2 separate regions of the Homo sapiens genome follow, and region 2 is linked to region 1. A link is a contact called in ENCODE Hi-C or POLR2A ChIA-PET data. All regions are on one chromosome and are shown on one strand. Each heading gives the region's core, a stretch centred on a gene start or an enhancer-like site at or near the end of the contact. The rest is flanking DNA. Distances are from core to core; before and after follow the strand shown.

Region 1 (3,521 bases), core at 663-3,162:
GAGGACTGGGTGCAGTGCTCACGCCTGTAATCCCAGCACTTTGGGTGGCCAAGGCGGGTGGATCATGAGGTCAGAAGATCGAGACCATCCTGGCTAACATGGTGAAACCCCATCTCTACTAAAAATACAAAAAATTAGCTGGGCGTGGTGGCAGGTGCCTATAGTCCCAGCTCTGGAGGCTGAGGCAGGAGAATGGCATGAACCCGGGAGGCAGAGTTTGCAGTGAGCCGAGATAGCGCCACTGCACTGCAGCCTGGGTGACAGAGCGAGACTCTGTCTAAAAAAAAAAAAAAAAAAAAAAAAAAATTGCAGGCAGAGGAACGTGGAAAGACTAGACTGGTTTAGTTTTCTGGCCTCCCTCGTTCTCCTGTGCTGGAGGCTTCCTGCCCTCAAACATCAGACTCTGAGTTCTTTAGCTTTGGGACTCTTGGACCTTTGACCACAGACCGAAGGCTACACCCTTGGCTTCCCTACTTTTAAGGTTTTGGGACTCAGACTAGCTTCTTTGTCCCTCAGCTTGCAGATGGCCTACTGTGGGACCTCACCTTGTGATCGTGTGAGCCAATACTCCTTAATAAACTTCCCTTTGTATATACATCTATCCTGTGAGTTCCATCCCTCTAGAGAACTCTTAATACAGATGCAGATGCAACTGTGAAGCAATCCTCCCATCTCAACCCCCTGAGTAGCTGGGACTACAGGAGGTATTTGACAGAAAAGGAGACTGAGACTTGAAGAAATGAACTTGTTCAAGGTCACATGATTAGTAAGTGGAAGAGTTGGGATTTGAACCCAGAACCCCAGCAGTCTGGCTCCCAAAGCCTGCCAGCATCCTCATGGCCCAACACTGCCTCACCAGGGAGGAAGTGGTGGCAGTGGGTTGGATGGGGCGAGAGAGGATGCCCCATCTCCCAGTGCCTGGGTGGTGGGGTCTCTTGCTGAGATGGAAAATGGTGGAGTGGAGTGGGCTTGGGGTACGGGGAGTTGTTAGGGGGCAGAGAATGAGTCAATTTTGGGCATGTTGAGTAGGAGGGGCCTGTGGGATGGAGCTTGGTCACTTGCGGCACCGCTTTGTAAGTGGCCGGGTCCTTGGGGGATTCAAAGCAGAATTTGCACAGTTTGCTGGGAATTTATAGACAGAGAATCTGAGTAAATCAGAGAAAGAACTCCCCCACCTCCCCCACTGCTCATGCAAGCCCGTACTCTTTCCCTCAACAGCGAGGCCCTCGTTCCTTTTTTTCTGCTTTAATACAACTCCCCTGACAACTCGTTCTTCTCTGCTGGCGTGGACCACAGCAGCAAACGATGACTATTTTAGGACACATTTCACCCTCGTGTTGTTTCTTCTCCCACCGGTTCTATTCGCATCAGTTGTTTGGCACAAGGTTTTGAATTGTTGGTTTTTGCGCTAAATTCATTTCGCAGAAATGTCAAGCATCACCAAGGCCACCGAGAGAGTGGGACACACACGCCGTTCTCTCTCCTTTGTTCCTGGGCTCTTCTTTTCATACGCAAATGCTTTCTTTCATTTGGCAGCTTGCAGAACCCCTGTACCTTGAACTGAGCTGATAGCTGGGGCCTCGCCTGCCAGACAAACAAGGCTGTCTCCCGTTTCACCATCCCTTTGGAAAGAATTGCTGAATATTTGATGCATAGAAAAGGGGGTGGTCGAGGTTCTCAAACCCTCGTTGAATTGTGGAGACACGATACTGGGTCTGCTCAGGCAGACCAAGTCTTCTGCAAAAACAGTCACAGGTCGGTGTGTTGTGGCCTGCGTTCCTCAAACTGGAAGGAATGCAGAGCCCAAAATTGACTCATCCCCTCCTGCTCAGCTGTCCCAGGCAGATCTCAGAGCAATGCACACAGCCCCAGCCTTCTGCTCTGATTCCTTAAGACCCCAGAAGCTGCTGACTCAGCGCACATCTGCTCCTCTGGCGTCCTCTGGAAGTGAAACCCTGCAAACAGTTGTAAACATTACAAGGAGGCTCTGGAGGGTTGAAACTTTTATGATCGCCTCTATAGCAGAGTGTTGAGGCTGCTGGCATTTTAACGGTGAGATCATCTTTGTCTTTGTGGCATTGGTAGTTTTCCTTCATGGCTTCAACCTTTTTCCTAAGTGGTTTGTGCTTCTTCCAAGCTTCTTGGAAGATGCAGTATCAGATCTGTCCCTTGGGGCTGTGGGCCTGGGGAGCTGGGGAACCAGCTGTGATGAAGGGTGGGAGGAAAAATGACTGGTGGGAACCCCTCCACAAGGGATACCCTCAGCTCGGTGGTGAGCCCTGGGGTATTTAAGAGAGTGAAGACCACACCTCAGTATATAATAATAATAAATCACAATAAAAATAACAGCCCAGGAGTTTGAGACCAGCCTGGGCAACATAGTGAGACACCTACTGTACAAAAAATTTAAAAAATGAGCTGGGCATGATGGCACACGCCTGTAGTCCCAGCTACTTGGGAGGCTGAAGTGGGAGGATCACTTGAGCCCAGGAGTTTGAGGCTGCAGTGAGCTATGATTGCACCACAACATTCCAGTCTTAGACACAGAGCAAGACCTCGTCTTAAAAAAAAAAAAATCACCCACATGCTGTGTCCCAGGTCCTGTCATTAATGCTTTATGTGTATTAATAATTAACTGTCACAGTAGTCCTGCTGTTTTCCAGTAATGCTCTTCTCTAAGGCAGGTTGATAGGCAAAGGTTATGAGTTAAATTGGGTCCCCCAAAAGATGTGGAGGTTCTAACCCCCAGTACCTGTAACGAATGACCTTACTTGGAAATAGGGTCTTTGCGGATGATCAAGTAAAATGAGGTCACTAGAATGGATCCTAGTCCAATATGACTGGTGTCCTTATAAAAAAAGGAAAATTTGGACACGGGACACACAGAGGGGAGAGGCTGCAAAGAGACAGAGAGAAGACGGCCATCTGTGAGCCGAGGAGAAAGGCCTGGAACAGATTCTTCCTCACAGACCTGATAAGAAACCAGCCTTGCCAACACCCCCGTTTTTTACTTCTTCTAGAGAGAAGGTCTGTCACCCAGGCTGGGGTGCGGTGGTACGATTGTAGCTCACTGCAGCCTCAAACTCCTGGGCTCAAGTGATCCCCTGCCTCAGCCTCCGGAGTAGCTGGGATTACAGACACGTACCACCATGCCTGGCGAATTTTTGTATGTATGTATGTATGTATGTATGTATGTATGTATGTATGTATATATTTATTTATTTTGAGATGGAGTCTTGCTCTGTTGCCCAGGCATTCAAGCAATTCTTGTGCCTCAGCCTCCCGAGTAGCTGGGATTACAGGCACCCACCACCACGCCTAGCTACTTTTTGTATTTTTAGTAGAGTCAGCATTTCACCATGTTGGCCAGGCTGGTTTTGAACTCCCGACCTCAGGTGATCCAGCTGCCTCAGGTTCCCAAAGTGCTGGGATTACAGATGTGAGCCACCGCACCCAGCCATAATTTTAATATTTTTAGTAGAAACAGTGTCTTGTTATGTTGCCCAGGCTGGTCTCCAACT
Region 2 (3,521 bases), core at 674-3,173, 55 kb before region 1:
ATACAGCCACACTAGGGGTCAGGCTTCAACATATGAATTCAACTTACTGAATGTCTGGACACAAACATTCAGCCTGTAATGGTCTGTACCAGTTTTAGCAAAGATGTCCTCCCTCAGTGGGGAGAAGATGGGGATATCAGGTACTTAGAGGGCTGGAGTGAAGAGGACAGACAGAAAGGTGCTAGGGTCTGGCCATGCATGGTGGCTTATGCCTGTCATCCCAGCACTTTCGGAGGCTGAGATAGGAGGATCGCTTCAAGCAAGGAATTTGAGACCAGACTGGGCAACATAGTCAGACCCCATGTCTACAAAAAGTTTAAAAATAAGCCGAGGACGGGCTCGGTGGCTCACACCTGTAGTCCCAGCACTTTGGGAGGCCGAGGTGGGTGGATCACGAGGTCAAGAGATAGAGACCATCCTGGCCAACATGGTGAAACCCGGTCTCTACTAAAAATACAAAAATTAGCTGGGCATGGTGGCGCATGCCTGTAGTCCCAGCTACTCAGGAGGCTGAGGCAGGAGAACCGCTTGAACGCAGGAGGCAGAGGTTGCCGAAAGCGTCGTGCCACTGCACTCCAGCCTGGCAACAGAGTGAGACTCCGTCTAAAAAAAAAAAAAAAAAAGCCGGGCATAGTGGCATGCACCTGTAGTCCCACCTACTAAGGAGGCTGAGGCGGGAGGATCACTTGAGTCCAGGAGTTCCAGGCTGTAGTGAGCTATGATCGCACCAGTGCACTGCAGCCTGGGCTACAGAGTAAGACCCTGTCTCTAAAAGAAAAAAGGTGCTAAGGTCTGCTCACGAAGGTCTGGTACACCTGGAGAGGAGGAGAGGGAGGCAGGGGAGGTAACAGGCCCTGTCTGTAACGCCAGCTGTAACAGAGAGCTGTCTGCGGAGCATTCTGGGGTGTTAAGGGCCCCTGTGCTTTGTGCCTGAGAGGGACTGTACTCATGGGCTGGAATGAAGACCTCAGGAGACCTGAGCTCCTGTTCCCCAGGATCACCACATGGCTTAGGCAAGCTGATTGTCTTTCTGACCTCAGTTTCCCCTCCGTAAAACCAGAAGTTTCAGATCAGCATGCCCAGCTCATCGATTCCTGGATTTCCACCACTGCGGCTCAAGATCAGGGCTTGCACACAGGCAAATGCCAGCAGGTCTCTCCAGGTTGTGCGTTTTTATTTTTTTAGAGACAGTACCTCACTGCAGCCTTGACCTCCCAGCCTCAAGGGATCCTCCTGCCTTAGCCTCCCAAGTAGCTAGGACTACAGGTGCATGCAACGATGTCTGGGTACATTTATTTTTCTTTTTTGTAGAGATGGGTGGGGGAGGGTCTCACTATGTTGCCCAGGCTGGTCTTGAACTCTTGGCCTCAAATGATCCTTCTGCCTTGGCCTCCCAAAGCACTGGGATTATAGGCATGAGCCATTATGCCAGGCCCTCTGGGTTGTTTCTGGGAGGATGGAGGGATCCAGTGTCTTAGGGGAGGAAGTTGAGGGCCACCTGGAGCAGGGCTGGAAGGGGGCATAGTCCTTGCTGATGGGGAAGATTACGTTAGAGATGGGGGTGGGGAGTGGGGGAGGGGGTTAGCAACCCCCTGATGGGCCATTCTGATGAAAAGTGGAGTGTTAAGACCAGGTCCTGAGGGGGTAGGAGAAGGGGTCAGGGACAGCTCTCAGAGGCAGGATTGGCTGAGGGACGTCCAGGGCCAGGTGGCCTTGTTTCAGTTTAAAGGTGTCCAGGGCTGTGCTGGAGCCCGGAAAAAGCCGCCTACAGGCAGCGTTGAGTCCCTGAAGCTCTGTGGATGTGACGTCTGGCCGAGAAGGACGGCTGGCACAGGGCACTCCCTGTAGCAGGGCAGATGGAGAATTCAGCGAGAGCCAGAACTGAGTGCCAGATGGGCCTGGAGCCGTGTCAGCCTGCTGAGAATCCCCGGAGAGCCGACGGGCACCAAGCCCAGTGTTGTTGAAATGTGGCAGGACAAGGTGACCCCAGATGGCCGGCAGGCTTGAGGGTGAGGAAGAGGCTGGCAGATGGGCCAATGGTGGGAGAAAGTCTGTGCTGTGATTTCAGCTGGGTTCCCCAAACTCGCCCCCGTGCTTGCACACGGCCAGCAGGTACGCACACCTGTGTAGGTGTGCACACCACGGTGCGACCGCAGACACGCAGACACCTGGGGCGGCAGGCCTGCCTCCGCCTCCAGCTCTCACCACCGACATCCTCTGTTCCTAGAGGTGTGTTGTCCTAGAAATCCCTTTGCCGTTCGAGGATTTCTTGGATGCTGCGGCCAATTTTCATTCCTGCCACGAAGCTTCTCCGCAGACCCTGCCAGGAACATCTCTTTTTCATTTATTTCGGGCACAGGAGAAGCAGCAAGAGGAAGAACCCTGCAGACGTCTCCGTGGTATTTTCATCAACACGGCAGCCTCCTGAGCACGTACACCCTGAAGCCAGGGCCTGGCTCCAAAGAGCGGTGGGACCAGAGCCCCTCGCGGGGAGGCAGGGAAGCTGTGTGGAGGGGAGCACACCTCCCTCCCTCCCTCTCTCCTTCCCTCCCTCCCAGATCTGGCCCTTAGCACCTGCCTGACTCCCATGTCTTCTGTCCTGTGGGGGCAGGGGCCATGACTGGGTGCTCCACCTTTGTAGCTCCAGTGCCTAGGATGGAACCTGGCCCACTGGGTTGTGTTAGTTCAGGTCCTTTGGAATCAGAAGTCAAGAGAGATTTTATTTGGGGAATCACCTATATAGTGAATTAAATAATGTCCTTCTCAAAAGTTTATGTCCACCCAGATCTCAGAATGTAACTATTTGGAAACAGGGTTGTATTAATCCATTCTTCCCCCTACTTTTTTTTTTTTTTTTTTTTTTTTTTTTGAGATGGAATCTTGCTCTGTCACCCAGGCTGGAGTGCGATGGCGCCAACTCGGCTCACTGCAAGCCCTGCCTCCTGGGTTCAAGGGATTCCCTGCCTCAGCCTCCCAAGTAGCTGGGACTACAGGCACCCCCACCACACCCGGCTAGTTTTTTGTATTTTTAGTAGAGACAGGAGTTCACCATCTTGGCCAGGCTGGTCTTGAACTCCTGACCTCGTGATCCACCCACCTCGGCCTCCCAAAGTGCTGGGATTACAGGCATGAGCCACCACGCCTGGCCTGTATTAGTCCATTTTGTTTTGCTATATGGGAATACTTGAGGTTGGGTCATTTATGAAGAAAAGAGGTTTATTTGGCTCACGGCTCTGTGGGTTGTGCAAGCACAGCACTGGTGTCTGCTTCTTGTAAGAACCTCAGGAAGCCTCCAATCATGGCAGAAGGCAAAGTGGGAGCAGCCAGGTCACATGGCGAGAGAGGGAACAAGAGAGTGAGGAGGAGGTGCCAGGCTCTTTTTACCAATCAGATCTCACAGTAATTAATAGAGCAAGAATTCACTCATGACCATAGGGTGGGCACCAAGCCATTCATGAGGAACCCACTCCCACGACCCAAACACCTCCCACCAGGCCCCACCTTCAACATGGGGAATCATG

The links. Hi-C counts contacts between places; a loop is a spot of excess contacts on that map. ChIA-PET counts read pairs that join two places held with the same protein, here RNA polymerase II (POLR2A). Pooled maps may share reads with other maps.
Region 2: a map of heart left ventricle shows a loop between it and region 1 (6-fold over the local background). The contact joins two enhancer-like sites. A Hi-C loop is called at or near these places in 11 of 168 maps with a recorded cell type or tissue (Caco-2, Panc1, Right ventricle myocardium inferior and 5 more), 5 of 37 single-sample maps with no recorded cell type and 13 of 50 pooled maps. POLR2A ChIA-PET finds 5 or more read pairs at or near these places in 10 of 52 experiments (GM12878, H1, HEK293T and 7 more).

The regions. Positions count from the first base shown.
Region 1 is chr7:98,770,112-98,773,632 of GRCh38, reverse strand. No RefSeq gene overlaps it. Among named protein-coding and RNA genes, the nearest start is that of TMEM130, 98 kb to the left of the region's middle. Within about 2 kb of position 1,912, at least 4 of the 41 ENCODE cell types and tissues checked have a DNase peak (open chromatin) inside an H3K27ac peak, as active enhancers do.
Region 2 is chr7:98,825,298-98,828,818 of GRCh38, reverse strand. No RefSeq gene overlaps it. Among named protein-coding and RNA genes, the nearest start is that of TMEM130, 43 kb to the left of the region's middle. RefSeq lists an enhancer at 2,102-2,677. Within about 2 kb of position 1,923, at least 7 of the 41 ENCODE cell types and tissues checked have a DNase peak (open chromatin) inside an H3K27ac peak, as active enhancers do.